Regions from separate parts of the Mus musculus genome. Here region 1 is linked to region 2. A link is a loop called in an ENCODE intact Hi-C map of the cell type or tissue named here. Cell type or tissue: heart. All regions are shown on one strand. Links, peaks and the distances in the headings refer to the core of each region. The heading gives the core; the rest is flanking DNA. Region 1 holds the start of Rgp1 (RAB6A GEF compex partner 1). Region 2 holds the start of Hrct1 (histidine rich carboxyl terminus 1).

The links. Hi-C counts contacts between places; a loop is a spot of excess contacts. Peaks named below come from ENCODE experiments on the same cell type or tissue, not always from the same donor. Only the 100,000 strongest peaks of a DNase experiment are listed, where the experiment ranks them.
Region 1: a loop joins it to region 2, with 2.7 times the contacts of the local background. A loop is called at or near these places in 2 of 42 quality-filtered maps.

Annotation. Positions count from the first base shown.
Region 1 is chr4:43,576,456-43,591,487 of GRCm38, reverse strand. It overlaps Rgp1 (RAB6A GEF compex partner 1), which reads right to left and starts at 12,753. Exons shown (of 9, transcript NM_172866.3): 1 at 12,485-12,753; 2 at 11,979-12,113; 3 at 11,465-11,601; 4 at 11,109-11,192; 5 at 10,862-11,011; 6 at 10,478-10,624; 7 at 10,173-10,300; 8 at 9,812-10,001; 9 at 4,001-8,628. The coding sequence starts at 12,094. The coding sequence ends at 8,405. It overlaps Msmp (microseminoprotein, prostate associated), which reads left to right and starts at 6,994. Exons shown (of 3, transcript NM_001099314.1): 1 at 6,994-7,349; 2 at 7,567-7,675; 3 at 7,995-8,272. The coding sequence starts at 7,220. The coding sequence ends at 8,175. Gba2 (glucosidase beta 2) reads left to right here and starts at 12,624. Exons shown (of 17, transcript NM_172692.3): 1 at 12,624-13,472. The coding sequence starts at 13,141. In heart, for the core only: a CTCF peak has its summit at 6,777; DNase peaks (open chromatin) are centred at 6,687 and 7,867.
Region 2 is chr4:43,716,869-43,731,900 of GRCm38, reverse strand. Hrct1 (histidine rich carboxyl terminus 1) reads right to left here and starts at 4,703. Exons shown (of 1, transcript NM_027511.1): 1 at 3,791-4,703. The coding sequence starts at 4,539. The coding sequence ends at 4,210. It overlaps Spaar (small regulatory polypeptide of amino acid response), which reads right to left and starts at 1,867. Exons shown (of 2, transcript NM_001348108.1): 1 at 1,737-1,867; 2 at 1-1,321. The coding sequence starts at 936. The coding sequence ends at 709. In heart, for the core only: a CTCF peak has its summit at 6,953 (motif pointing left); DNase peaks (open chromatin) are centred at 5,728 and 6,902; H3K27ac peaks cover 87 bases.

The sequences.
Region 1 (15,032 bases), core at 5,797-8,296, 140 kb after region 2:
TAATATCCAAAATATATAAAGAACTCAAGAAGCTAACCCCCATAAAACCAATCAACTCATTTAAAAAAAAAAAAAAAAAAAAAAAAAAAGCTCTATCAGAGCTAAACAGAGAATTCAGAACAGAGGAATCTCAAATGGCCAAGAAGCACCTAAAGAAATGTTCAAAGTCATCAGGGAAATGCAAATCAAAACTACCCTGAGATTCTACCTCACACCAATCACAATGGCTAAGATCAGGTAACAGCACATGTTGGTAAGGATGTGGAAGAAGAGGAACTCCTCCATTGCTGGTGGGATTGCAAACTGGTGCAATCACTCTGAAAATCAATCTGGGGGTTCCTCAGAAAATTGAAAATAGATCTACCTGAAGACCTAGCTATACCATTCTTGGGAATATACCCAAAAGACACCCCACCATACCACAGGGGCACGGGCTGCACTATGTTCATAGCAGCCTTATCTGTGATAGACAGAAGTTGGAAACAACCCAGTTGTCCGACAATAGAAGAATGGGTATAGAAAATAGTTACACAATGGAATACTATTCAGCTATTAAGAGCAAGGATTTCATGAGTTTTGCAGGCAAATGGATGGAACTAGAAAATATCATCCTGAGTAAGGTAACTCAGACCCAAAAAGACATGCATGGAATGTACTCAAGAATAAGTGGATGTTAGCCAAAAAAGTACAGAATACCTAGGATACAACCCACAGAACTCAAGAAGGTTAACAAGCAGTAGGGCCCAAGCGAAGATGCCTCAATCCCACTTAGGAGAAGACAACAATCACAGAGGGCAGAGGGAGGGGGAGGCGGAGGGGAAAGGGGGAGGTGGGTGCGTGATTAGGTATGGGGCAGGGAGGGGAGGCAGGAGAGAAGCCCTGAGGGCCAGCAAAATACATGGAAATATGCAACCTCAGGGGGTGGGAAGTGAGGAGACACTACAGAAAGTACCAAAGACCTGGGAGGTGAGAGACTCTCAGGACTCAGAGGGAGGGAACTTAGATGACATGCCCAACAATAGGGAGAGGGAACTCTGTAGAGTCCACCTCCAATAGGAAGATGGGGTATCAAGTGGAGGGATGGGGTTGCCATCCCACAGACAAACACCCCCCCAACACACACACACACACACACACACACACACATACACACACACACACAAGCAGAGGACTGCCTGGTCTGGTCTGGTCTGGTCTCAGAGGCAGAAGATGTGTCTAATCCTAGAGAGACCTGAGGCCCCATGGAGTGGGGAGGCCTGGTTGGGGGGCATCCTCTTGGAGACAGGGGGAAGGAGGAATGGGATGAAGAACTGTGGGAGGGCAGATCAGGAGGGGGACAATGACTGGACTGTTAAATGATAAAAGTAATAATAATAATAATAATAATAATAACAACAACAATAATAAAACGCGGCAAGTGGAATTTTAAGTCTTTATTCTTACAATCAGATTATGCAGCAGGGTAGGAAGAGAAAGCAGAGATAAGTAGAGAAGTTAATAATGGCTAATGCTGGTTAGTTATTAGTTATAATTAATGGTTATTAATAATAACTATTAATGGTGATTAATTACTGGGGTAGGAACTACCATGAATGTAGTAACTTATAAGCAAAATAACATAAAGTCTGGTAAGAAGGGCTCCAGTGGTGCAGAGACAGGAGGGAAACTTCCATGAGAACTTCTATTTGGAGACAGGAACTACTCTACAGTTTGGGCTAGCCTCAGACTTGTAGCCATCCTGTCTTAGACCACACTACACCCAACTTCAGTGAGTCTGAACAGACAGATCACAGTTGCAACCAGGGCTACAAGAGGACCTTTCACAGTCTGTCAGAATAGCGGGCTGTTTGGAGATAGCGATTATCCATCCTTACCAGTCAGCGCCCACCTCCAGGATGCGTCCTTCACCACTGCCTCAGCAGCCATCTTCCCCCTGAAACTCAGCCTCCTCAGGAAAGTTCACAGGAAAGAATGACTCTCCTTTCACTATTCTCTGGGCTTAAGAGAAGACCAAGAGGTTCGCTGCTAAACTTGTAGCTATAAATTTAGCCAATGTCATCTCCCATCCCCAAAACATATTTTGCTTGGACTCTAATGTGATACATTAAATACACATATTTTTATATATTTGTGTTTGGGCTGTTGTATATGTGAATATAACATCATTCATGCACATATAGGATGGAATTTAGGATCCAACACCAAAATTATGGATTCTCTACACAGTGCTGACCACAAAGGCCAATCTTTTAACTATCACTCATGAGCTCTTCTGGAATTCTGGACACACAGCATTGACAGGACAGTTTAGAGGAAATATGACTCTAAAAATGTCTTTTTTTTTTCTTTTGAAACAAGGTTTTACTCATCTAAGCAGCTCTAGGGAGATGAAGATGAATTTAAAACCTATCTGAGCATCCTGCTTCCACCTCCCAAGGGCTGGATTACAAGCACGCACCACCAAGTCCGGATGATACTGGAGGAGCCTTGTGCATGTCAGGCAAGCATGTTATCAACTGAACTGTATCTCCAGCCACTAAGAGCTTTTAAAAATAATAATAATAATAATAAAAAAGAAACACAAACATCTTTTATGGTATCTGGAGAAGGAATTTTAATCACAAGTAGACGGTAAAGGCTGTGGTAAAAAGCAGTTTAGAAATGCTCGAGAATGAAAAAGAAAAAGGGCGAACGGAGAGGAAGGAAGGCAGAAATGGAGCATGCAGAATAAATAACCCAAGGGCAGCCTTTTAGAGACCAAAGGACACATCAAAGAAAAACAGAGCATTTCAAGGAGGGTGTTAAGTATGGAGGAGAGCCAAAGAGGGCCGTGGGCTTTAAGAAAAAGGAGGGGGTTAGTAAGTAGTGGTGTATGTTGGCAAAAAGAAGTGAAGAGATGAGGAAGGAGAAAATTTATAGCAGAGGAAGTTGGTGTGGAGTTTTCCTCTCAAGATGTCCAGCAGAGCAAAGAAGAAATAAAAGCAAGGCCATGGGGAAGGAGGCAGGGCCGGGGCCTGGTACACCGCGAACAAAGCCGCAGGGCCCAAAGCGGGCCATTTGCCTTTTTTTTCATTAACTGACCCAGATTTTCTTGTTTGGAACCAAAGACAACGGCAGAATTTAAAGCTCTTTAAACTAAGCCAGAAAGATCCTAACCCTTGCAATTGCCTTTGGTGTGAGAGAGCACAAATTATAAGGCTCGAGATAGAATTCGGGTCAGTTTCTGAGATAATACAAACAAATCCCACTTTAGAAACCAGAGCGGGCGGCCATGTTGTAGAAGTACTATCTGAGTTAGTCAGCTCATCTTCCTCTCTTATCAACCACTGAGCAAACAGAAATACCTGGTTCCGTCCCAGCCCGAGTTAGACGGTAAGCCAGCAGATACACCAAGATTCTGGCCTGCTTGCCTTTGCACACGGGAATCCAACACCCCATCCCTTACTTAGGTCAGGATACTCACGGGACAGGCTAAAGGCTTGTGGAGCAAAAGTTAAGGTTAAAAATAAAGACAATTATCTAAAGGAAAGGGAAGCAGAAATGTCCTGCTGATAAGAACCAAGACCGACACCAGTGCAGTCCAAAGCCCAGGAGCTCAAATCACCCTAGGGAAATGCTCAGCTCAGCAGAGCCAGCTCTCTCCCTCGCTCTGATTGGTTCCAGGTGAGCTTCCCACCTCAGCCTGCCATGCCACGTGCTGAGATTGCAGGCGTGAGCCACTGTGTTTGGTCACATGACCAATCTTTTAAAATGTCTTAAGGTGTACTCATGTGTCTAAGTGTTTACATCCGTGTGTCTATGTACACCATGTGTGTGCTGGGTGTCCCACATCAGAAAAGGGTGTCGGATGCCCTGGTACTGGATGGATGGTTAGGGAAAACCACGTGTTGTTCCAGGGGTACTGCTGGGAGTCAAGTGCTCTTAAACCCTGTCATCTTCCCAGCCCCCATAAAACTAATCTTAGCGACCTAAGTTTGGGTTTTAAATTAGACACTTAACATTGATTTTCAATCTTTATTCAAGATTTTAAGATTCAGTAAGAGCAAATTGTTTTTAAAATAGGGTCTCACTCTGTAGCCCAAGCTGGTCACCACACTAGGGGAACCCTCCTGTTTCTCAGTGTTGGGATGGTTATATGGAAACAGCCCTATCAGCCTTCCTTTGGGGACCTGAGAGTGGGGTACTGGATGGCAGGCTGGGTTCCATAGAAGACACAGGGAACCTTCTTCTTACACCATCCACTATCTTTATGGTCACAGGCCAACGTGGTTCCAGTTTACCTGAGAATTCCAAACAACTACTCCAGTACAGAAAGCCTCTTTAGAGCCAGGAGCTACTGCCACGATCCAAATACTTTAACCCTTGATGCTCCCTGGAGCCCCTTCCTTTCCATAGGCCATGGACAGCCCTAGCTGGCCTAGCACACCTTATGACTTGCATGGATGGTGCCTTAGCAGCTTGGGCCTCACCTCCTCCTGCCTTTGCTTTCTGGGATGCTCCATTCTAGGAAGACTCAGTAGGGCCTTTCCTCTGCCCTTCCCCTCGAGTTTCCCAGCTCCAACCTGCCTCGCTGTGTCTGTTCAGCCACAAGCTATGAATTTAGGGGCTTTGCTGGGCAGAAAGCAGCCCCTTCCAGGACTCCTTTGGGTTTGTTCAGGACCTTCCCCTCCCCAGGCTCCAGTCCCCCATCTCCCTGAGCCATCATCTCCAAACGCTCTGTCCCATTTGGGTAAAGCAAGGGTTGGGGTGACTCAGTCCCGGAATAAGCTCACTTCCTCCCCTGCGCACCTGCCTGCGCTGCTGGAACACAGCCTGGCCCAGCTCCGGCGGATGTTTTCCTTGTCCCTGCATAGGTGGCCTGTGCCAACCCTGACCCTGAACCTGTCCTGCCCCTTGCCCCAAAGGCTACCCCCCTGGGACTCAGTGGGCTGGGCTCTAACCACTGATGCCCCTGCACACATCACTGCCCAGGCCACCAGCCAGGTCCCCACTGCCCTATAACCTCAGAAAGGAATTCTGCTCAGCCTTTGCCTCCTTCCAGAAGTCGCCACAGCCACAGGCCTTCACCTGCGCTTCAGGAGACTGGTTCTCACTTCGCAGTTTGGTGTGGCTCAGTAATGTCCGCCCAGTCTCATTTCCAGCACCTCCTCTACCTCCGGGACCTCTAGCCTCACTTGCATTGTCTCTAGCTACTGCAGAAAACGCTCTATGCTCAGCCTTCAGGTTGATCCCCCAAAGGTAGTGGTAAGAGCTGACTACTAAGCAGACTTCTAAGCTTGATCCTGTCTGACCCCTTCCGCAGCCAAGACAGCAAGGAGTGAAGGTCAAGCTCTCCCCTCCTCGCCCCTACAGAGCCTACCTGGGGGCCCCTGCTAAGTTCTCCTTTGCTTTTATCTAGATATCCATCTGAAAAGAAATCCTGTTTTCTCCCACTCAGTTTTGGAGGGGGGTGTTTGGGGTGAGACCTGGGACACTGAAATAATAAGTCAACACTGTCACTGAACTACATCCCCGGCCAAGGCAAAAGGTATCTGAAGGCAGCTAAGGAGTTGGAGGTGTACTGACAGTAGCTGCTGAAGGAAGAGGTGACAGGCGGGAGGTGTGTGTGTGCGTGCACACCAGGTGTGAGCTGTGTCTGTCCGTGGTATGTGACGGGGAGCAAAGCGAGGGATGAAGGGGACTGCAAGCCTGAGCGCAAACCACAACAAATGTCCTAGGAGCAGGAAGGGAAGCACTGGACCTCGGGGCCTCCGCAAGGGCAGGAGAACAAAAGAAGTCCAGTTTGACCAGGGTCACAAAGGCGCCTTGAAGTCCACATGAGGGGATGAAGGAAAAGTCAGAATCCAAGTAAGAGAAAGCAGAGTCCTAACGCTAGCGGGGGTGGGGGGGGTGGGGGTGGGGGGTGGGGGGTGGGAAGATAAAGCATGATCCCGATCCCGCTTCCCAAGGTATGGAAGTGGGAAAAGCAGCTTGATCAACATCACCCTTCAACCTAGATGCTCCCAGGACAGCACAGGTCTTAGGAGGCAGCAGGGATACCTTGGAGCATACATGTGAAAGACAGAAGTTGGTCTGGAGAGTCCACAGCAGAAGCCTTCAGCTGGGCACGGCTACTTGCTGTTGTCCAGAGAGGACATCATTTCTGTCTTTGTGCTTTAGCCTCAAGCAGTGGCGATTTTCTGAGGGCCATGGGCCAAAGGTGGCGCTAAGAACAGCCCATGAGCTGTCGCCCATGAGCTGGCATTTCTACTCTCAATAGACAGACAAGGAGCAGGGTGGCAGGTGAAGTGACCTGTGCAAGGTCAGCCAGCCAGTGAGCAGTCACCATGTGAACCCCAGCACTCCTCCAGAGTCAGCAGAAATGCAGACCTTGGAAGGCTTTGCCCCATCATGAGGAAAGAGGGGGCATCTCTGTGAAAGTGGGGTGACTTCTGTTGGGTATTTGGAGATGCTTCTCCTTAAGGGGGGACAGGGCAGAAGCATGGCCAGGAACAGGACAAGCTTGCATCTGCTGTCCACTTGGGGTGAGATGCGAAGTTTATCTTTGGGGTGCTTTTGGATGAACCCCTCACCTCACAATGCTGAGGGCTGCCATCTTTCCGATGTCTCAGGGACACCCTGCCCTGGCATCTGAAGGAAACACAGTCTCCATTCCAGATGCCGGCCTGCTCTCCTGGAGACTTTGGCAGTTGCACCCTTGTGCAGCGCCTTGGTTTGGCTGGGGCACAGGATTAGCCATCCCCAGGAAATGCCTCCCTCCGGTCCAGGCAGGGATCCCAGCACACACACCCCTGCTGGTGGTGGAGGGAGGGTTGATGGAATGCTTCCTCTCTGCAGGTCAAGGAGATCTGGGGACCACCTGGGGCCTTCAACCCTCCCCCTCCTGGCTGTGGAAGTGCCCAGTCCAGCGCCCCTTCCACGGCCACCTCCCTCCTCCTGGCTGTGTGGGGGCAGGAATCCGCTCTCACAGCTTGTTAAAAGCTGGACCTCTTGTTTTCATGCCCTCACCTCAGGAAACAGAGTTCCAGCCTGTCCAGCTCTCCTCAGCAGGGGGCCAGGGTCCTCACTTTATAAACATTCCCAGCCATGGTATGAGACGGGAGCCCAAGGAGAGAGAAACTCAGGAGTCAAGGAGCAAGGCAAGAAGAGCAAGGGGGTAAGAAGACCAGAGGAGTCTGAGCCGAAGCCAGGAAGGGTCTGAGAGCGCTGAGCAGCAGGAATGGCCCTAAGGATGCTCTGGGCTGGCCAAGCCAAGGGGATCCTCGGAGGCTGGAGGACCATCTGCTTGGTGGTGTCTCTGTTCCTACAGCACCCGGGAGTTAGCAGCAAGTGTTACTTCCAAGCTCAAGGTAAGATGGACTGATGCTTAAGGGAAAGATGAGGGCAGGGATGAAGGTGTAGAGATGCCCAACCCTGTGTTAGAACAGCCATTCCTTCAACCTGTGAATGGGAAGGCTATATGGAGGGGTAGTATGCATGGATCCTCTCCCACCCCAGACCAGGAGAGGCTGCTGCCAATGCTTCCAATTCTCATCTGCTAACACAGTGATTCTCATCCTCCCCTAGCTCCCTGCCACTACGAGGGTAAATACTTCACTCTGGGTGAATCTTGGCTCCGCAAGGACTGTTTCCATTGTACCTGTCTGCATCCTGTTGGTGTGGGCTGCTGTGACACGTGAGTAGCCAGGAGTGGTCAGAGGGAATGCCTCTGGTGTGCCTAAGGGATGGCCAGGGAGTCCCTAGATTTCTGTGAGGCACGAGTAAACAGAAGGGCCTCCCGAGACTGCAGATGTGAAGGCACCAAGAGAGGGGAAGTCGAGGTAGATCTGCAGGAAGTATTCCTGCTGGGAACAATAAAAAGTCCTTGTGTGGGAGTAAGAGAGCTTAGGTGGGGCGATGGGACACCAAGAGGGCGTGGGAGGATGGCTGAGTGGGAAGCGCAGGCCCTAAAGGAGGCTTTTTACTGTCCTGACTCCCAACCTTTGGTTCTCCAGGGCTCAGCATCCTATTGACTTCCCTGCTGAGTGTGAAGTGCTACAGGAGGCAGGAACCTGTCAATTTTCCCTGGTGCAGAAAGCTGACCCTCGGCTGCCCTGCAAAGGGGGAGGGCCCGACTTAGAATGGGGCTCGGCTAACACCCCTGCTCCTGGGGCTTCTGCCCCCCACTCCAGCTAAAGGCTTGCCCATCTGCTGATTGCTCACTGCTGCTGCCACTTTCAGGGAAACCACTAGCAGCTGCCAACTTCCTCCAAAGAAATAAATTAATGCTACAGCTGAAAGCCCGTTTCTCACTGCCTGTGCTACGGGGGCCCAGGTGGGGAAAGCGGGCCCCCACTGGAGTCCAGGGGTTGAGCTCTCAGTTTCTTGGAAAAACTAGTTGCCATGGTGGGCATGTGAGCCAGTTTCAGATAGTTATACTGCTGGTGCTAGGGCCTGGGGCAGCATATGAGACCAGGGTGGGGCTTGTAGGAAGCACTTTGATGGGGAGGTCCCAGCTGAAGGTGTCTACAGGCACCTGTTCAGGCCCTGTCCAGGTCGCAGGCTCAGGCTGCTCCAATGGCGGCAGAAGTACCAATCCTGGTTCTCGGGATGTTACAAATTCAAAATGTAATCGCCACTTCAAGGACACTAAAAGAAAGAGACAAGAGGTAGATGCTCTAAAACTGTCCATCTCAACCTGTGGGTCATGACCCCCGGGAGTCAAATGACATCGGAAAACACAGATACTTACATTATGATTCATGACAGTAGCAAAGTTACAGTTATGAAGTATAAACAAAAATAATTTTGTGGTTGAGGGTCAGCACAATATGAGGAACTGTATTAAATAAAGGGTCATAGCATTAGGAAGGTTGAGAACCACTGCACTACAAGCAAGAAAAGGCCAGGTTTGGCGGCACACACCTATCCCAGGACTAGGTGAAGGCAGGACCACAAGTTCAAGGTCAGTTTGATGCCAGCTGGGGGGGCTACATATCAAATATATCCCTACTATCAAAAACCAGACAAAGGACAAACAGCTGCAAGGCAGTAAAAGCCAGTGACAGAGTGGTTAGCAAACTACAAAACACAAACCTCAGAGTCACCATGGTGACTCAGCGGGTTAAAGGGACTTGCCACCAAGCCAGGTGACCTGAGTCAGGAACCCTGTGGTAGAAAGAACCAACTCCAGAAAGCTGTTCTCCGACCTAAACACACATGGCGATGCAGGCGCCCTGACTCACATGAAATAAAGTAATTATATGCATTGAAAATTCTCTGACCGGCACTCGGGAAAAGGAGGCAGAGCAGGTAGATCTCTGTGAGTTTGAATCCAGCCTGGTTCACATAGGAACTCCAGGCCAGGCAGAGCTACACACACAGTGAGAGATCCTGTCTTAAAAACAAGCAACAAAATAATTTTTAGAAAAACAGAAACAGATTGTGTCCATAAAGAAGAGAAGGCACAGGTCAGAGAGCTTTGATCAAATACTGTTTTTAAGAAACCCGGTGTTAATGTGTTAACCAGAGATGCTATTAAGGATACCAATTTAACTACCTAGTAACCTGGGATTGGGATAGCCGAGACTTTGTAGCCTGAAGTGAGTGTGCTGAGGAAGCTAGAGATCAGTGCATCCCAGGGGTAGGAACAGTATTTAGGGGTCAGTACACCTAAGAAACAGAAGTGGAGTGGAGAGGTGAGAAAACGCAGAGGGCTGGGCTAGATGTGGGTATGTCTGGGGGTGCTTGAGGGGTCACGGCCCACTCCACCCTACCCAAGACCAGCATTCCCTACCCCCACTCCCTTCTCCAGTAGTGCTCCGGTTCTCACCAATGGCAGTGCAGAAGCCAGGGGTAGAGCAAAGAGGGATGGGGAGAGAGAAGCTGGTTCTGGTTGTATGTAGGCAGGACTCCTGGTGCCGGGCATGAGTCACATGGGACACTGAAGGGGCAACTCCGGTCCCGCGGCGTCGCTGGTATTCGGGCTGTACCCGTTCTTCAGTCTGCAAGCTTACTGAAAACTGGGAGCAACAAGAGAAATGTACACTCGCGGGCATTTGGAGATGTGGACTGTAGGTTAGAGGCAGCCCTGATCCTCACTTTCCATTTCTACAAAGCACCCCTCTTGACAAAGGCCCCCTTGTCACCCTTGCCCATCGGGTGGAGCACAATGAAAGCTGCTCTTTCCTCACCTGCAGACAAGCTACGGTTCCTTCCCCTAAATTTAAGGTTCCCACCACGTCTTCGCCAAGTCTGTACACAGATTTGAAGATACCGAACGTCCCGACTTTCCCTCGGCCATCGCTGATATTGTACAGATCTGAGGAGAATGAGATACCAAAAGTCTACAGTTTATACTGGGGAATACGAAGGACTGAGTCCCAGAGGCCAAAAGGAGGCTTTTCTTTGTAATGGGGGCAAAATATTAGTGGACCCCTGAAGAGATGTGGTCAGCCTCTCAGACAGGAGTACAGGGCAATTCTGAAAGGATTCTTACGGAGGCTGCGGCAGGATGTGGCAGCCATGAGACGCTCCCCAGCTAGCTCAGCCAGCCATGAGTCCTTCTTCCCACTGTCATCCTCCTCTAAGAATGGACTGGATGGCGCCACAGCCTCATCCTGGGGGAAGTGGACATCTTGAAGACCTGGCATGAAAAAGCAGAGACAGTGCTGGGAGGAGTGAGATGTGAACAGACAACTAACTGGTTTTAGACTCCAACCTGAGAAGGCTGAAGGGGAGCTACATCTGAGCTCTACATCCTAGCTTCCTCTCCATCCCTCGTCCTCAGCATGGTCCCTAAAACCAGGAGTCTCCGAAGGTCCTCCCACATATGCTTAGTAAGCCTCTACCCCCACCGCATCCCTTCAGGAACCTAACTTACCAGTCAGCACGAGAACTCTCAGAGGAACCCGGAGTAAGGTGATGGGTGAGTTCACGCGCTGGCAGCCAATGGTCAATTTGTAGACATATTTGACTGACTGACCCCGAAAGGAAGGCGGGCCCTCCGTGGGCAGCACTTCACTGTAGGAATCTGGTTGGGAAACAGTAGACAGGGCAGCTAGAAGCAGCCAGAGTCCTCCCTCCAGGAGACTTAGAAAGCAATCTGGGGTTGGGAGACAATCACTCACATGATTTGGACTCTCCAGGGTCTAGCCTCAGGTCACAAAACAGAATTTTGGGTGGAGTAGAAAGGATACACTGGCCCCTCTCACCTATGAAAAGTCAAAAAGACTTCAATGGACTCCATTGTCCATTGCCAACCAGGGTCACACAGCAAGTGGAGGCAGGGGAAGCCGCCAATTCTTTCTGTTGTAATAAGGTAAGTCTTATAGTCCCAAATCAAGCTACCTTCCCTTCCACCACTGATGTGTTGGTGACCATGTCATACAAGAACAACTTAACTTTACCCTGGGGTGACAATAACTTCCCCTCCCTCCATGACAAACACACACTCTCTCTCTCTCTCTCTCTCTCTCTCTCTAACCTCGGTGTGGCAGAAAGACAGTCTGGCTGTCAGGCTGGACGTCCGGCTGACTAGAGTCAGGGGGTGGCAGTGCTACTCGACTCTCGCTGGCATGGAACTGGCAGTGGATCTGGGCACTGGCCCAGGCCAGAGCCTCACTGTGGAAAAGGGAAACGAAGGTATGGGAACCTAGTTCTTGACTTCACCAATACTTTCTCTAGAAAACTGTCTGACCAAGATCACCAAGGTTAGATGACTATCTTAGTGACCAGGGAATCCAGAACCCCTGAAATAAAACCATTACACAACAACATCAAGTACATTGAACTCAAAAAGGAGTGATACCGGGAGGAGGAGCAAAGGAGAGTAAGGGGTCCTGCCATCCACATATTTGTTTAAAAGCCCTTCATTACAATGAGCAAGAAGGTGGTGATTGATGCTAGTGTAGTTACTGAACAACCAAAGCTCTAATTAGAACGAGCGATACCAGGCTTCCTCCCGGAAGGGCCACCACCTCCAATACCAGCATCCCCACCTGGATGCAGAAGTGGCGGTCGGGGGAAGGGGATTAGTGACAGTCACCACACATTCCAGAGCCTCCCCCGCCAGAAACACAGGACCTCTGCTCAGCTCAGCTACCACTTCGATCATGGCAGCTCCGGAACCAAATCTAGAAGGAAACAGAGTGCCAGAAGTCAGTACGGGGAAATGAAGGAAGGAGTGTTTAAGACCTAGGCTTAAGTCTAGACCTGAGTCCGAGGGGGGCAAGAAGTGGGTTGTTTTTTTTTTTTTTTTCAAGTTTCAGTGAGGGTGGGAAGCACTGGGGTTTAAGGAGCTGGTGGGGTGGCGGAAACTGACTCCGAACTGCCTGCGGGAGGGCGTCGCTTTAGCTCCAGACCTCCTTGCGCCCAGGGTTAGGCCCCTTGCGCCGCCTCCCAGGCCTGCCTCTGTCCCCGCTTCCCTCGAGGCTCCACGTCCTAGCCCAGGACATCGCCGCGCGTCTCCAAACTCAGATTCTTACGCATGGAGGTCCTCACCTACCCGCCCCTGCGAGACCGGCTCGGAGCTCGGTGGCATCCGCGGAGTCTGTCGCGCGGCAGAGGCGGGACTTCCTTTGTCACATTTCAGGGTTGAGGCGCCCCTTCCGGTCCGACTTGCGGGGTGCTTCCGGCCGGAAAGGGATCCGGTGGTCCCGGGTCTGCGGGTCACCTTCCCAGCGGTGGCACCTGAGCGTGGGCGCGGGGGATCCTGGCTGCAGGGACCCGGTACCCAGCCCTGGAGCCGCTGGAGCCGCAGCCCGGGGCGGGGCCGAAGGTCGCCGGGAGCTCCTGGGCGGGTCCCAGAGGCGGTGCTTTGCGGGCAGGTACCGCGGCACCGCCCCCGTCCGTGGAGCTGGTCGGCCCTCGGCCGGGCGTGCTAATCACCGCGGCCCAATGACAACAAGGCCCAACCCTTCCCGCCTAGGATCTAGAGACGCGACCCAGGGAGAGGCCGTGGCGACTTTGTTGCTGTAGCCGCTGCTGCAGCAGCAGGAGCTCTCTGACTTTACCCAGATACCAACGTCCCACGGCTTTCCCCAGCATCGGGCCCTCCCGGACTGCACCTAACTGCAACTGGCATCAGCGTTTTGAAACGTCAGAAACCTGTCAGAGGGAACCGAGGCCACCGGGGTCGTGAGGACCCAGGATCCAGTGAACATGGTAACCTGCGTCCCGGCCTCAGAGCAGGTCGGCTGTGCCGAAAGAGATTCCCAAGTTTATTGTGAAGATACTGGCGGCACTGAGGCTGTGCGGGTTACAGACTGCGGGAGCCCCGAGGATAGTGGACCCCAGGATGAACCAAGCTACTGCAATTCAGAGGACTCTGGGCAGCTGATGGCCTCCTACGAGGGTAAAGCTAGGGGCTACCAGGTGCCTCCTTTTGGCTGGCGGATCTGCTTGGCTCACGAGTTTGCAGAGAAGAGGAGACCTTTTCAAGCTAACAACATCTCTCTCAGTAATTTGGTAAAGCACCTCGGTATGGGCTTGAGGTGAGTGGATTCCGTTGCCTAGAACGCCGTGGTTCCTATGATCCCATTCAGGCTCCCTGCCTAGGTTGGAAAGGTGGGCAAGCTGCTGGGCTCCTAGTTCTATTCCAGCCAGGTATACCATATCCCCTGCATTCTTTAGCCCTGCAGTTTTTGAGGGTGGAACTGAAGAACATTTTGTTTTTCCTTCATCCCTCTTTTCCTAGCATCTTGTCTTCTCGGAGCATTTAGTCCTGAAGTCAGTCTTTCCTATTTAACTGCTGGTCCCCCTTCCCCCCACCCCCACCCCCACCATGCACTTCCTCTTTCCCAGGCGTCCCTTTGAGATTAGCTATAATTTGTAACACGGTAGGAGAACGCCAGTCTCTGCTGTGCTTGATACAGTGTTTTATTTTTTGGAAGAGGAGGTTCTTTAGGCTGCATTACCCTGGCAGCTGACACCTTCTGTGTACCTTATTTAAGCGCATGCTTCTTCAGTCCCAGAATTCTTATGTCTCTATCCTCAAGCTCTGATTCCTGGAATAGTTGATCTTGGCTGTTGTCAACCCTAAAGAGAGGGTGAGAAGTTCACTCTGTTCTGTGACAGATGGCTTCCATACCAAAAATAAAAGCGAAGTTGGGATTGGGCAGAGTCCTAGAGTGCCACCTACTTGGGAGGCTGAGACAGGAGGATAATTTGAGCCTAAGAGTTCAGGGCATACTTGAACATCACAGTGAAAGCATCCTCCGGTAACAAGTGGGGAGAGCTAGGGATGAAGCCCGGAAGTAGAGAGCATGCCTTCTACCACGGAGATGCCTCCCCAGACCTCTTCAGATGACTTTAGCCAGCAGTGCTTTGCTGGTCTTCCAGCGTTTCCTCATATCCCAGAGGTTACAAACACTGCAGGGCAGGTTCTACAGAAGCTTCTGGATTCCCCACTGAGTTCAAGGACTAGTGATGAAGGAGCATTCCGATGAACAGGAACAGGCAGACAGACAGACAGAGAGCATCATTCTGAGTCACTTCACATATAAACACAGCACTGGGGAGGGAAGCATAAAAGTCACCAAACTCAGCCCCCAAAGCTTCTAAAGTAAGGGTCCCTTCTCTGCCGCGGTCGGTGCCGTGGAGCTGTGGTGGGGAGGCCACTTACCTAAGCCTAGCCCTAGGCAGTGAAGAGGGCCTGGCACTGCCTGGACATTTGGCTCCTGCGGGTGGCCCATCTCAGAGAGTCGTCCCTCCAAGTAAGTTAGGAAGCTAGTGGTCAAAGCAGACAAAAGTAACTTCAGGAAGAGTTTGTTTGAAGGTACGACCCGTCTGTCTGTCATGGCAGAGAAGTGATGGTGGCAGTCACACGGTATCGCAGCCAGGAGCAGAGAGCAATGAAGGCTAGAACTCGACCCTCTTTCTCCTTTCTATCATGACTCCAGGACCCCAACCCATGGAATGTAGTCACCCACAGTTAAGGCGCATCTTCCCATTTCCATTAACCTAAAGTATTCATTCCTCACAGGCACGTCCATAGGCTTCTCTCTTTGGTGGTTCTAGATCTGGCCAAGTTGTCAGTAGGAATTAACAATCAT
Region 2 (15,032 bases), core at 5,574-8,073:
CAATAAAGCAAGTCTTGTTCAAAACGTGTTTTAAAGTCTTCTTGGTGGCCTTCCTGTTAATGAAACACCTTGTGCTCTCTGTGGCTCTCTTTTTCTCTCCTGCTTCCTTTTGTGGTTTTCCAGAGCAGATTTGGAAAGATCCATAAAAGGATATACGTCCTCAATTATAAAATAAGTCACTTGTTCCCAGAAAACAGCTCTTTGTTTTCAGAATTTCAGGGCTGATTTCAGGCAACAGGAGCAAGCCTGAGGGTTGGGCACGGTGCAGCATCCAAAAATACTAACAAACACTTAGTTCTTCAAATCGTCCGCTCGAGGGCTCTGGTTCCCTGGGTGGCAAATAGACTTCTGTCACAGCACCCCGCTGACAGGGTGCTAACTTCCGGTGAGGTTCCATAGCTGTCTGGAGCTACCCCACCATTAGGATACCACACAGCATCCTTCCACATCTCCTCAGACTCCTCAGCCCCATTGTGAGTAGAGCCTAGCTGATCGTTCAGCTCAGAGGTAACTCACACCTGGTCCTGACACCTCAGCTCCCCAGGGAGAGAGGGAAGAGCGAGCCAGAATGGAGGGAGGCAAGAAGTTTGTGAAACGTAGAAGGATACGGATGGAGAGCTGGGAGGAGTGAGACACCAGACACTGCTTATTGAAGGGGCAGATGGGTCTGACCCACTAGCAGAATAAATGTCGAGGGAATTGCCAACCTCACACAACAGTCCAGAAGTTCTGGGGCCGCGGCAGTGGCCGGGATTGGAGAGCCGGCCCCGTGAAGAGCGACGCCTCCTGGTGAAACGTGGCCACGGTGAAGCTACGTCTGGAGCTGCGCTCTGGGTCTTGGGTGTGTGAGTCATAGCTGAAGTAGCAGAGGATGCAGGTAATGGCCATGGTGATGACAAAAAGCACTGCCACCATCCCAATCACCGCGGTCTCCATGATTTCTGAGTGGCACTTGTCACACCGAACACGGTGGGTGGTCTCTGAGTCTTAGTGTCCCAACAGAAGCTGGGGCTGTTGGCCAGGACAAGCAAGCGGCTTCTCCTATGCCTCCTTCTAAGACTCGGCTCTGAGGCCTTGAACTGTGCCACCGTAGGCCACCAAATCCTTCTGCTGGAGTCAGATGATCTTCGGTCTAGTTTTAACCTCAGGTCAGACCTCCAAGAGCTGTGGTCGGCTCTACTGGCAGCTGCTAAGAAGCACTATCAGGAAAGCTGTAAGCAAATGAGTCCCTCGACATGGAAGGGGCAAGGGAAGGAGGAGCAGAGATGTTGCTAAGACGGAAGCCAGGCCCACGAGCAACGCCTCAGGACTTCAAGAGTTACTGATTAAAAAAAAAAAAATCTAGTGACTATACAAAATTCCTCTCGCCTAGCAGGACCCAGGAAGAGTCTGAATCCTCCCTGGGAAGGACCCAGGGTCAGCAATTGGCCTCTCTGCTGCCTTCCCAGGCTGTGCACCTAGGCTGGGAGGCAGGGGTGGAGAAAGATACCAGCAAGTGGAGGTGGAGTGGGGGGCGGGGCAGCGCACACAGGGGCTTGCAGGAAGGGAGATAGGAGAGTAAGAGTCGGCTGTACTTGACCTCATTTTCTGTGCAGGGTTGGGAAGTGTGGTGTATATTCGGAAGGACCTCCTCCAACCCCTTCATTGCATCACAGGGTTCTTTTGCATCATATGCCCCACCCCCATTTGCTGCCGACCGGGGCCCACTACTCACATGGGGTGCTGTGAAGGCTTACCTTGGACTCCAATAGTGCCATGTATCCTGACTGTATCTGGAGCTGGTGACCCCCTGTCTGGTGACCACCCCAGGTGGCCATGCTTCTCCCTCCCAAGCCTGCAGTGTTTTTGTTGGTGCTGCCTGGAATTTGGCTCGGGGATGCTAGAGCAGCTGTGAGTACTTCCTGAATCTCTTCCTCCAATTGTGATTGGGGGCCTATGACCCACAGCCACCACCTTCCCGGCTACAGCACTTAACCCGCCCCACACACTTGCGGACTCATTAACTGACCCTTGAGAGTATCAGGGAAGGGAGCCCGGCCCGAGCCCACTCACACCCAGTTCCTCTTGAGACTATCCCACATTGAGCGAGGAGTGTATTATCAGCCTGAAGAAATAGTACTTCTGGGTACTGAACATAGCCAGGCACTGTCTCTCTCATAAACATTGGTCCCACAGCCCTGTGCAGTAATAGGTCCTCAATTTTACAGGGACATACATGATGGTCTCAGAGCAGATATGCCTGACCAGATCTGCTTCTAGTGAGTCACAGGGATGGCACCCAATGGCAAAACAGCCGTTCCCTGTCTCCACCCCAACTCGCTCTTCCTGGGACCATACAATCGAGTGATTTCCCTGATTCTGCCGTTTGTCTGACCAGGACCCCCTGGCCCCCAGAAGAGAGAGAGAGAGAGAGAGAGAGAGAGAGAGAGAGAATGAGAGAGAGAGAATGAGAGAGAGAGCTGTGCCCAAGGTCATGCAGCCAGAAACTTTCCCAGTTTCTCCAAGGTCCAAGAGAACTTCAGTAGCAGTATGGGCAAACAGCCCACTCACAGGACAGGAGAGTAAACAATATACTGCCCTGTTCTACCACAGCCCCTCTTCTAAGATGCTCTGACAATCAGGGCTCATCCTCCACAAGGGTACTGTAGGGTAGCTCGTTGAATCCCCAACATCGCCTGGTGGGGTTGGGAGCTGGGCCCTAGAGACTGTTGCAACCTTTTATCTTGCTTCTCCTTTGCCTGTTCTTCTAGCGTGCTGGGGAGAACAGGCCAGCATTTTCAACAGGAATGCAGGAAGCTTGTCCGGCCCCGTTTCCTTTTCTGCCTAACCTCTTCCCTCTTTCCCATCTTTGGTGTATCTGTAAAATTCCCGTGAAGCTGCAGTGGGCAGGTCTGCAGCAATGCAGGTGGCTGTAGCTAGAGAGGGACAAGGGTGGAGGGCTGGACTGGGCTAAGCCCGGCAGTGAGGAAAGAGGGATGGGTGTGAAGGACTCCAGAGAGAGAGAGAGATCTGTCCATCAGACCTTTGGTCCACTTTCCCAGTGCAGAAACCCAGTGCAGCTGTCAGTGTGAATTTGCCTCTTCCCTTCCTCACTGGTCACCCCTCGCCTAGTCCTCGCACAGTCCCCTGGGAAACAGAAGGAAAGAGGACATTCTATTCCAGTGAGTCACTGACTTTCTGGCGTTTCCCTCTGCTGCTCTCTGCCCTGCTTCTCCCTGTTCTCAGGCTCAGGCTGGGACGATATTTCCTTCCCCTTCATGGACCCAACCTTTTATTCATAGTGTGTGTGGGTCCTTTGCATGCCTGTTGACTGTGGTAGGAGTCTCTACTATCCATTCCATTTTAAGGAAGGAAAAACTGAGGCTCAGGCCAGGCACATTCTCTTGAGGCCACCCGGCATGCCAAGCAGTTAACTGTTCCCTCCCTCTGGTCTTATCAGCTGCTACTGTGCATCTGCAGACAGGCTGGCTGGAGACTCAGAGTCTGCATAAGAATCCCTATTCAGTCCCCAAACAGACACTGAACCCAGGGTTGGTTCCTGCTCTGGACCAGGCTAGGAGGAGCACTCAGGCAGGGTGCTCCGAGAGCTAGAACCCAGGCTAGGGGTCTCAACTGTCCCTTCTCCAAAGCTCTGGGCCGTCCACACTGAATTCTTCCTCAGAGCTTAGGCGGGGACCACCTACTTCTCTCTGTTCCAGACCCCAGGCTCAGCTCCTTCCAGAAGAGTTCCCAGGGCCCTCATGACTCCCTCCCTCCCACTGTGCCACAGTCAAGAACCAGTTCACACAAAAAGCTTCCTGGTGGCTTTTATTTCTTACAGCCAAGCAGCAGTGAATGCCCGTACCACAGTCTGCCCCTGGAAGCTCATCACAGGGCCTCCCCAATCAGAAGAACTCTCCATCTCCACCTGGGCTCTGGTTCTGCCAGATACCCTTGTTACTTCCAGGGTCACCAGGAGTTGCAGTCACAAGGTAGGAAACTCAGCCAGCCCTGCTCGAAGCTCAAGCCCCACATTGTGTAGAGGGCCACCCAGGTGGGTCTCTGTTGCACATAGGGAGAAGGGCTCATATGCAAATGAAACCCAAGCAGGACCAGGGTCCCAGTACCCCCCTTCATCCCAGAGGCACATCCTTTTCCGTGGCAGCATCAGGATCCACTCATGTTGCTGCTGGATGGAGGGCAGAGCCAGGTAGATGCTATCTATTGGCCTCAGCGGCGGGCTCCATGAGCATGGTGGTGGCGGTGGTGGTGCTTGTGGTGGTGGAGACGATGGGGAGAATGGTGATGGTGGTGGTGAACGCCCACACTGGTCACCCCGGTCACATGGTGATGGTGGTGATGGTGAACAAGTCTTGGGAGACGCAGGCGCCGGCCATGGAAGAGTCGAGGCCGGGCTTGTCGGACTCGGTTTCTCTCCACGTCATGCTCCTGTGATCTGTGGAAAAGGCAGAGGGCCATCAGCCACAGCAACATCAAAAACGCCAGTGCTGTGCCCGTGATCCAGCACACAAGGGTCGTGTTCCCCAGAAGGCCTAACATCTGGAAGCCAGAGGATCTCTGCACTTCACTCAGTGGCTCCCTTCAGCAGCCTCTGCTCAGCCCTCACAGTCACTGAACTCAAGGGTGTCTCGGCTCCTGCAGACTGGAGAACAGCCAGGGAATGTGGGAGAGGTCTGTTTGGACAGGCTTCTCAACAGCCAGAGGCTGTTTGGAGTAGGAAGGGGGAGGCCGTGAAGGAAGAGTGGGTGGAGACCAAGGAGCTGTGGGACTGGCTTGCTTAAGGGGAGGGCCTGAATCAGGGATATGAGGTCAATATTCCATCTATTCCTGCCTCCTGGCAGAAGGAGGGCCCTCCTCTGGGCTTCAGCTTTTCTCCTAGGAACCACTGTATGGAGATTAAAAGTGTAGGCTTAGGATGCACACGATTCCCTAGCTCCGCGACTATCTGTAGCCTGCAACATCCTCTGCTGCTGAGGATCAGTGAGTTAGCCCAAGTCCTGTGAATGTCAGTCAGGGATGGGTGGAGCCTGATGAGGGCCACAAGCCGTTCATCATCCAGGGATGCTTCTCCTGTTGGGTATAGGAAGCCAGAAGGCTTGTCAACTTTGGGTTAACAGGAAGCAGAAAGGAAGCCACTTGAGGTCACACAGGTCAGCCCCTTATCTCCCCGGTCAACAATGTCAGTGGATGGCAGTCCCGTTGCCCTATCATCTGCCCTGTCACAAAGCTCGGGTCATTCCTACCTGCCTGGGAACTTGTTTGGTGACCAGAATGTGCACAGTCTTCCATTCTCTCGTTACTGGTTCTAAATCCTCTGGCCCCCTAGTCACCAAGGATGAGGCTGGGATTCAGGGTGTCCCCAGCATCTCTGTTGTACGCAAGCGGACTGGGCTCCCCAAAGCCCAAGCTCTGTGGCCAGGGTCCTCAGGGGTCCTTCAACCCATTCCTCAAAGCTCCTTCTGGAGAGTGCTCAGCCCCCAAACCTCAGACTGGCTCCAGCTCTGCAGTAGCTCCACTCTGTAAAGTTGGTCAAGGCCCTTCCTCGAGCCCACCGTGTCCTCTCTGGAGATCCCACAGCAGAAGCAAACTCCAGGGACACTCCCCTGCTCTAATCCCAGTCACAGCTGCTTTCTCTGACATCTTTACTGAAAAGCTGCCACAGCAGCTCAAAGGGTTGTACATCACCTTTGGCCAAGCTGGTTTCGAGGGAGGCTAGTCTCCAGAGGCTTCCTGGCCCTCTGGAGAAGTCACTTGAACTTTTAATGAGGCTTGTATAGAGAACTCCTCCTGCAGACTCCTGGGGCTTTGGAGCCAGCTGCCTTCCCTAGAGGCACATTGAAGAAAAAGTCCTATGGGAGCTGGTGGAGAGGGGAGGAGGGAGAAGGGAGGAGGGAGAGGAAAGGGGCATGAAGAAGGGAGCATTAAATGGATAACTTTACAGGAGTTTTCCAAGGAGATGCCCACCCCACACAACCTGGAGACTACCCTGCAATGTGCAGATCTGAAGACTTTCAGTCATTCCTAAGGGTCCCTGGACTCACCCCGCATTAGGGAAACTGAGGCCAAAGAAGGGAAGCAACTTGTCTGAGTCTCTCACCTTTGTGGGTTAGTGTATACCACAAGCAATCTCCAGACTTTTGGTTGGGGTGAGAAGAGCTGTCCAGGGCTAAGGATGCTACCTGCTGTGGGGCCTTCCAGAGACAGTAGAAGATGATGCACAAAGGGGGTGGGGGGGGGCGAGCTTGAGGGCCAGAGATGAAGAGACACCCATCTACACTCAATACACGCTTATTTTATGAGATGCCTATTTTCTCCCCATTTGGATAAAATATAGGACCTTGAAGTGGCCATCGTATTAGCAGCTTCGGAAACTTAGAGGTGACAGGCTGCCATCTCCAGACCTTCAGAAGTAACTACTTAAGTCCCCTGCGGGAAACTGTCCTCCTACTTTTAATCCTGTGACTGCTTCCCTGATCATTTTGAATGGCCTGACTGGACACAGGTTCTGTTAGATTGATGACCTGAGAGGGACTGGCTCTGATGAAGTAGGGCCACCCTCAGGAAAGCTATCCTGTGGCCCTGTCATTGAATAGCCCCCTTCCGTTGAGTCTTTATTCTGCAGCCTTCTTAGTCAGGCCTGTCAGACCACCAGCTGATGGGCAAGCCCTTGAAAAGTCTTCCTATCTCACTTCAATCCTGTGCTTTTCTGGATGCCTCACCTCAGCGAGTGTCTTTGTATGCACACAGACACATTTAAAGTAATGTCCCCTGTGGGGACTCATGAGCCTCATGTTTGTGTCCACGAGTATGTGCATGAATGCACATGCATGTACACACACACACACAAACACATCCACATGTTCATACATTGTCCACACAAGGCTATGTGAGTGGTTTCTTGGTTGACCAGCAAAAACAACCACATTGTTTTCACTAATTGGTGGCACCACCTAGTGGTGGCAGTCAAAAATCACTTTTGTATCCTGACCCATCAAAAATGTCTATTATCCTGACTTTGGTTTGTAGCCCATATTTAACAGCCACACACTTAACTAACACATCATTCCAAATTATCAATAATATGGCCAAAGAATTAAAAATGGGAAAATACCATTCCAGGACACAAAGGCAGGACCAATGAGGTCTTAATAGCACCACAACAATAATAATGGGTTTTAAAGTGACAAGGTCAACAAAGACTAAAGTGTGGACACTTTGCCCCTTCTTAGAATAGGAAACAAAACACCCATGGAAGGAGTTACAGAGACAAAATTTGGAAATGTGACGAAAGGATAGACCATCTAGTGATTGCCATATCCAGAGATCCATCCCATGATCAGCTTCCAAATGCTGACACCATTGCATACACTAGCAAGATTTTGCTGAAAGGACCCTGATATAGCTGTCTCTTATGAGACTATGCCGGGGCCTAGCAAACACAGAAGTGGATGCTCACAGTCAGCTATTGAATGGACCACAGGGCCCCCAATGGAGGAACTAGAGAAAGCACCCAAGGAACTAAAGGGAACTGCAACCCTATAGATGGAACAACATTATGAACTAACCAGTACCCCGGAGCTCTTGTCTCTAGCTGCATATGTATCAAAAGATGGCCTAATAGGCCATCACTTGAAAGAGAGATCCATTGGACTTGCAAACTTTATATGCCCCAGTACAGGGGAACGCCAGGGCCAAAAAGGGGGAGTGGGTGGGTAGGGGAGTGGGGGTGGGTGAGTATGGGGGACTTTTGGTATAGCATTGGAAATGTAAATGAGCTAAATACCTAATAAAAAATGGAAAAAAAATTTTAAAAAAGTGACAAGGTCAAACCACCATAGGGGAAAAAAATGACCATTTCATTTAAAAACTAAACACAGTCTGGCAAACAATCCGACAATTTACCTAAATGAGCTGAAATGTGCCCGCCCCAAGCCCTGCATCTTACACGCTGTCAGCCTCCCATCAGTGAGCACACAAGGGAAGCGTAGCCAGGAGAGAGTGCATTGCTGTTCAGGGTTAAAAAGAAATGAGCTGTCAACTCATGAGCTGATAGATACAAAGGAGACATCTTGTGCTATTTAAAAGAAGCCAATATATGAAGACTCCACATCATGTGGACCCGAGTCTATGATACTGTGGAAAATGTGAAACCCCAGAGAAGACAGAACAAAAGATGAGTGTTGCCCGGGTCCTAGGGGACGGAAGGAAGAAAAGTGGGTCATTGTACTGGCTAGTTTTGTGTCAACTTGACACAGCTGGAGTTACCACAGAGAAAGGAGCTTCAGTTGAGGAAATGCCTCCATGAGATCCAGCTGTAAGGCATTTTCTCATTTAGTGATCAAGGGGGAAAGGCCCCTTGTGGGTGGGACCATCTCTGGGCTGGTAGTCTTGGTTTTATAAGAGAGCAGGCTGAGCAAGCCAGGAGAGGCAAGCCAGTAAAGAACATCCCTCCATGGCCTCTGCATCAGCTCCTGCTTCCTGACCTGCTTGAGTTCCAGTCCTGATTTCCTTTGATGATGAACAGCAGTATGGAAGTGTAAGCCGAATAAACCCTTTCCTCCCCAACTTGTTTCTTGGTCATGATGTTTGTGCAGGAATAGAAACCCTGACTAAGACAGTCATAGAAACCCTTAAGGTGGGGCATCTGCATTTAAGACGCTATGAAGGTGTACACGTGGCATAATATATTTGTTCAAATGTGTAGCACGTGCCACCAAGAGTGAGCCCTAACACAGCCATGACTTTGACCGGTATCAGTGCATCAGCATAGGCCCATCGAGTTAACAAATGTTCTGCTGTAGTCGGGGAGGTTGATGGCAGAGAAGGCTGAGCATAAAAGGCTCAGGATGGTTTGGAGAATATCTGCTTCCTCCAGCTACAGTTTTTTTTTTGTTGTTGTTGGTTTTTTTTTTTCAATCTTCACACCACTACTCTAAGTAAAGACTGCTCTTAACAGGAGAGGGGTGAAGAATGCCCACAAACAGTAGGAAGCCTTAAGCAGTCTAAATATAGAGGAAGAAGGATTCCTTGTTCACGGGTCTCTTGGTCTCTTGGGTTTTGACAGCCATCTCGTTCTATAGCCTTGGCTGGCCTTGAATTTGTGGCGATTCTTCTTCTTCAGCCTTCCAGGTGTTGGGATTACAAGTGTGAGACACACACACACACACACACACACACACACACACACACAGGCGCCACCAGCTGCCATGCCCCCTCCCCCAGCCGCCGCCACCCCCAGCTTAGTTTTTAATATTCATTGTTTACTTTATGAATCAACCAAACCCTCACATGGGGGCTAACAATGCCCACACAGAGCAGCACAGACCAACCATAGAGTCCTGACTATCAAATGTGCTCCTTCCTATCCCTGGAATATTGAGAGACAAAGATCCATGAACAAGCAACGAGTATTCTAGGAAGGCGAGGGCGGTTTGATATTTTTTTTTTGAAAAATCTACTGATGTAATTAATTCTGTAAGTAGGATAGAAAAGTGAGACCACACATCCTGACAGATGGCCCCCCCAAAAAAAGCATCTGATAAAATTAGCTCTGCATTCCTGATAAGTATCACAAATGAACAAGGAAAGGAAGATTACATGATTTTTTAATGATCTACTTATTTTTATTTCATGTAGTTACAGACAGTTGTGAACTACCATGTAGGCATTGGGAATTGAACCCGGGTCAGAGGACCCAGTGCTCTTAACCACTGAGCAACCTCTCCAGCCCCCAGGAGACTACACTCTTAATGTGATTAAAAAGGAAAGATATCTTAATTCAAATATGTAACATCATTATTTTTAAAATAAGCATTCCGTTAAAAGCAATAACATTGTTTACAGCCATCGTTTTTCCTCATCTTAGAACTGCTAAGTCAGAGGATATTAGAAAAGGCAGGAAGATAGGCAATTGCATATCTAAGAAACATAGATGTTTCTGAAAAGCCTTTAACCATAATAAGAACTAAGGTTTTGTTCATTTCTTTCTTTATCACACACTGGCCTTGAACTATGTAACTGAGGATGGCCTGAATCCCCTTTCCTCTACCTCCTGAGTACCAGGATTTCAGGCACGTGTCATCATACACTGCTATGCCCTGCTAGAGATCAAGCCCAGGGCCTCCTGCATCATGTAGGCACCTTACCAATCAGGTTACTATAGCCCAAGCTCAGAACTAGATCACTTACAATTAACTAGGTAAACCAGTCACTTTCTTGCACAGCAGTAATCATTAATGTATATGCGTGCTAACATGAAGACAACACTGACATTGGTGACGAAAACTGTAACTTTTTAAAAAAAATAAACTTAAGGAGAGATGTGAAATGATGCAGGTGTGGAGGCAGACAGCTACAGATCCAGCCGTCGGGATGAAGAGTTCGATCAGCCAGGAATTCAAGGTCAGCCTCAAATGTAGAGTGGATTTGAGACCAGCCCAGGCTGGGCAAAACCTGGTGTCAAGAAAATAAATAAGTAACTATGAACTTTAAAATTACGAAATAGCCAGGCAGTGGTGGCGCACACCTTTAATCCCAGCACTTGGGAGGCAGAGGCAGGCGGATTTCTGAGTTCAAGGCCAGCCTGGTCTACAAAGTGAGTTCCAGGACAGCCAGGGCTATACAGAGAAACCCCGTCTCAAAAAACAAAAACAAAAACAAAACAAAACAAAAAACTACCAAACATTGTGTGTAGGATCCAATACTTTGTCAAGAGACATGAAATTAAACCCCAAACAGCTGATGTGACCAATGGGAAAAGCTCGGGGCCTTAAACCAGGCTTCACTTCCGTAAAGGGCTGGTCACGTGAAACTAGGAACGGCTTGCCCCAAGTATTGTTGGAATTGTTCCAGGCAACAGAGGTAACAGTTTGGAAGCTGGGAATGCTTTTCTGCTTTATCTCTCCAAATACATCATTGTTTCCCAAATAGCCCAGGGCGTCCACCAGGATTGTGCAGAATAGAAAGACTTCTCCTTCACCTTCAAAACCCTACTTGGTCTAACTCAAGCCTCTCTCCTCCGGAGCTTCTAAATTCCCGTTTCTTTCCATTTCAGCCTACAGAATAAAGAACCAAACTGAGGCCTCAGGACATTCCCCCTCGAAGTAGAAAGCCATCCCAAGGTAGACGGAAGCCATGATCTATTTCTGGCTCCAAGGGAGAGCGAAGTGCAAATGTGTGCCGCAGCTGCTCCGAGCTCTAAAGATAAACGGGGGGGGGGGGGGGGGGGGGGGGGGGGGGCTGCAGGCAGATGGCGGGAGAGACCAGCCAGAGCGCAGATGGAACTAGGAAAGGGGATTTGGTCTACAAATACACAAAACCTGGGTCCTTTTGAAACTGTGACCTCATTTTTACATAAACGCTGCTCATTAGCTGGGAATGTTCTTGTTACAAATATAAACAGGCATAGATACACACTTAGAAAGCTACATAAACAATGTTAGCAGGAATTTGTATGTGCATAGGGTTGTGTGTGTGTGTGTGTGCCTGCGGGGGGGGGGGGGGTAGTGTGTAAGTGTGTGTGTGACTTTGTGTGAGCGTGTGTGCATGTGAGTGTGTATATGAGTGTGTGCATGTATGAGTGTGTGTGAGTGTGTGAATATGTGTGAATGTATATGTGTGTGAGTGTGAGTATGAGTATGCAAGTGTATGTGAGTGTGAGTGTGCATGTGAGTGTGTGTGTATGAGTGTGTGAGCGTGTGGGTGTGAGCGTGTGTGTGCATGCATGTGAGTGTGTGTGTATGTGTGTACACATGGAGGACAGAGGACATTCCTCTGGTGTCACTCACCTTTTATTTTTATTTTTTGAGATCGGGTCTCTGCTTGCCCTGGAGCTTGCTGAGTAGGCTGGCTGGCCAGCCCTAGGGACCCACCTGTCTCCATGTCCCAGTCATGTGACTGGGATTACAAATTCATGCACCACACCTTTTTTTTCCTCCTTTTTAGCATGGATTCTGGGACTCAAACTGAAGTCCTTACCCTCACAAAGTGAGCTCTGTTCTCCTCTCGGCCTCCACAGCCCAAACTACCACCTTCTTCTTCTCCTTCTCCTTCTCCTTCTCCTTCTCCTTCTCCTTCTCCTTCTCCTTCTCCTTCTCCTTCTCCTTCTCCTTCTCCTTCTCCTCCTCCTCCTCTTCCTCCTCCTCTTCCTCCTCCTCCTCCTCCTCCTCCTCCTCCTCCTCCTCCTCCTTCTTCTTCTTCTTCTTTTTCTTCTTCTTTTGGTTTTTCGAGACAGAGTTTCTCTGTGTATCCCTGGCTGTCCTGGAACTCACTCCGTAGACCAGAGTCTAGAATAGTACTGTGTGCCTGGGGCTGTGTACCCAGAACACAAGAGGCTGAGGTAGGAAGATTTCAAGTTTGAAGCCAGCCTGAGCTACATATATATCGTATATGAAAGTATTTATGTAAATATATATGTAAATATTTATGAAATATTTGTATGTAAATATACATATTTAATAGACTAGCTGCCAGCAGGACTAGGTAGGAATGGTTTAATCCTAGTTTTCGTTGTCTACCTCCCATGGGCTTATAGACCATGAACATGGGCAAATAGCAAGCTTTCCTGACCCTCAGTTTCCCTGATACATAATGGGGATTGGAGACAGCCCAAGTTTATACACTCTAAGCTTCGTTGTTCCCTCTCTTTCCAAGTGGCTCTAATTTTCTGAAGGTTTTTTTTAAAAAGATGATCTTGTAACTTAGGACTATACTCATTTATTCTACCAACATCTCTTGATCTAGGCCCTATGTGTGGTGCCAGCAAGAGGGCATTGTCCTTGCTGCCCTGGGAGCCCTTTCCTAGAGTCAGAAGACAGAAATATCAGGTATTACAACACACCACATGTCAGGACCAAAGTGATCACAAGCAAAATACAAGAGAAGTCATCTGTAAGCAATAAAGCGTTCTCCCAGCCCCAGCGACGTAAACTCTCTAAATAGGCTTCGGAATCTTCCCTCAGTCCAGCCTCAGACCAAGTCTGGAATCATCCTGTGACACACACACACGCTGAGTTCAGGCATTAGGCTGAGAGTTGGAGCTGGCCAAGGCGTGTGTGTGTGTGTGTATGTGTGTGTGTGTGTAGCCACATGTGTGTATCCTCCGTTTGTTTGTTTGTTTGTTTGTTTGTTTGTTTGTTTGAGACAGGGTCTCACACTGGAACTCCGATTCTCCTACTCTGGCTAGTCAACAAACCTCAGGGGCCATCTTGTCTGCATCTCCCCTGAGCTGGGATGACAGACACAGGCCACCACAACCTGGCTTTTATGTGGGTATTTGAAATCCAAAATCAGGTCTCCATGTTTTCCATCTCCCCAGGCACCAAAGACATCTTCTAAATAAAACAGACAATAGATGGCTCACACTGACTGTTCTCCCAGGGGTCCTGAGTTCAATTCCCAGCAACCACATGGTGGCTCACAACCATCTGTAATGGGATCCGCTGCCCTCTTCTGGTGTGTCTGAAGACAGCTACAGTGTACTCATATACATAAAATAAATAATAAATATTTAAAAAGACAATAATAAAATAATTTGAATAGATGGGTCAATGTTGGATAAACAGATTGATATATGATAAGACAGACTTACTAAAGGGTTAGTGACTGTAGAGACTCGGGGTCGAGTGTCTGACCATCGTTCTGGCTGGAATATGAAGTGTCCCCATAGGCTCATGTGCTTAATGCTTGGTTCCCAGAAGGTGGCACTGTTTGGGGACGTTGTGGAATCTTTGCAGTGTAGGGCCTTGTTGGAGGAAGTAGGTCACTGGAGATATGTCCTTAGATGTTATATCTTTCCCTGGCCTTTCCCGTATCCCTTTCCTCTGCTTTCTGGCCACCATGTCATATGGAAACTCCTTGACACTCACTCCAGCCATCATGATCTTCTGCCCAAGGACACAGGAGTAAGCAACTGTGAGAAGAAGTTCCTGGAAGGAAGCCACACATGTGCTGGGCCTTCTGCAAGACTGATTAATGGATGACTGATTAATGGATGAGAGCATCATCATTGCACAGAACTTGGTGGGGATGCAGGCTGGGGTGAGAGCTGTGCTTTGCATCGGCACGACCATTGGCTGGACTCTCTGCAATGCTCATCTCTTCCTGTCCTTGAGTTGTTTTTGTGGATATCTTGGTCACAGCTACTGGAACCCAACCAGTACAGATACTTATTGAAGCCTTATCTCACATTCTTTATACATTTGAAATTTTTCAAGGAAGGAAGAAACAAAGAAACAAAGGGCAAAAATGGAAAGAAAACTAGGCAACTGTTGTGAGGTTGGTAGGTAAGTAGAACCTTCTGATGTTGCCCAATATGGCAGCCGCTACCTACTTGGTCAGTGAGGAGACACAGCTAGCCTGAGCTGAGATGCTGTGTGTATTGTACGCAATCTTTATTCCAAAAACTTAGTGCAGAAAAGAATGCAAATACATCGCTACTAACTCTTCTGACCATGTCCACACATTGGCATATATATATATATATATATATATATATATATATATATATATAGATAGATAGATAGATAGATATAGATATAGATATAGATATAGATATAGATATAGATATAGATATAGATATAGATATAGATATAGATATAGATATAGATATAGATATAGATATAGATATAGATATAGATATAGATTCCTTCCCTCTGCCTCTCTAGTACAGCTGCCAAAAAGTTTGCAGTGTGGCTTTCATTGCATTTCCATTTGTCCCAGTTTGCTTTCTATTGGTGTGATAAAAGATCATACCCGAAAGCAACCTGGGAGCAGAGGGTTCATTTGACGTACTCTTCCCTGCCACAGCCCATCTCTGAGGAAGTCAGGACAGGGACTGAAGCAGAGACCATGGAGGAATTAATGCTGTTTACTGACTTGCTCCTCATGGCTTGCTCAGCCTGCCCAGGGCTGTCACACTCCACCAAGGCTTAGATGTCCCCACATAAAATATTAATCAACAAAATATCCCCTGTAGGCCAAATCTGGTGGGGGCATTTTCCCAGTTGAGGGTCACTCTTCCCAGATGACCCTAA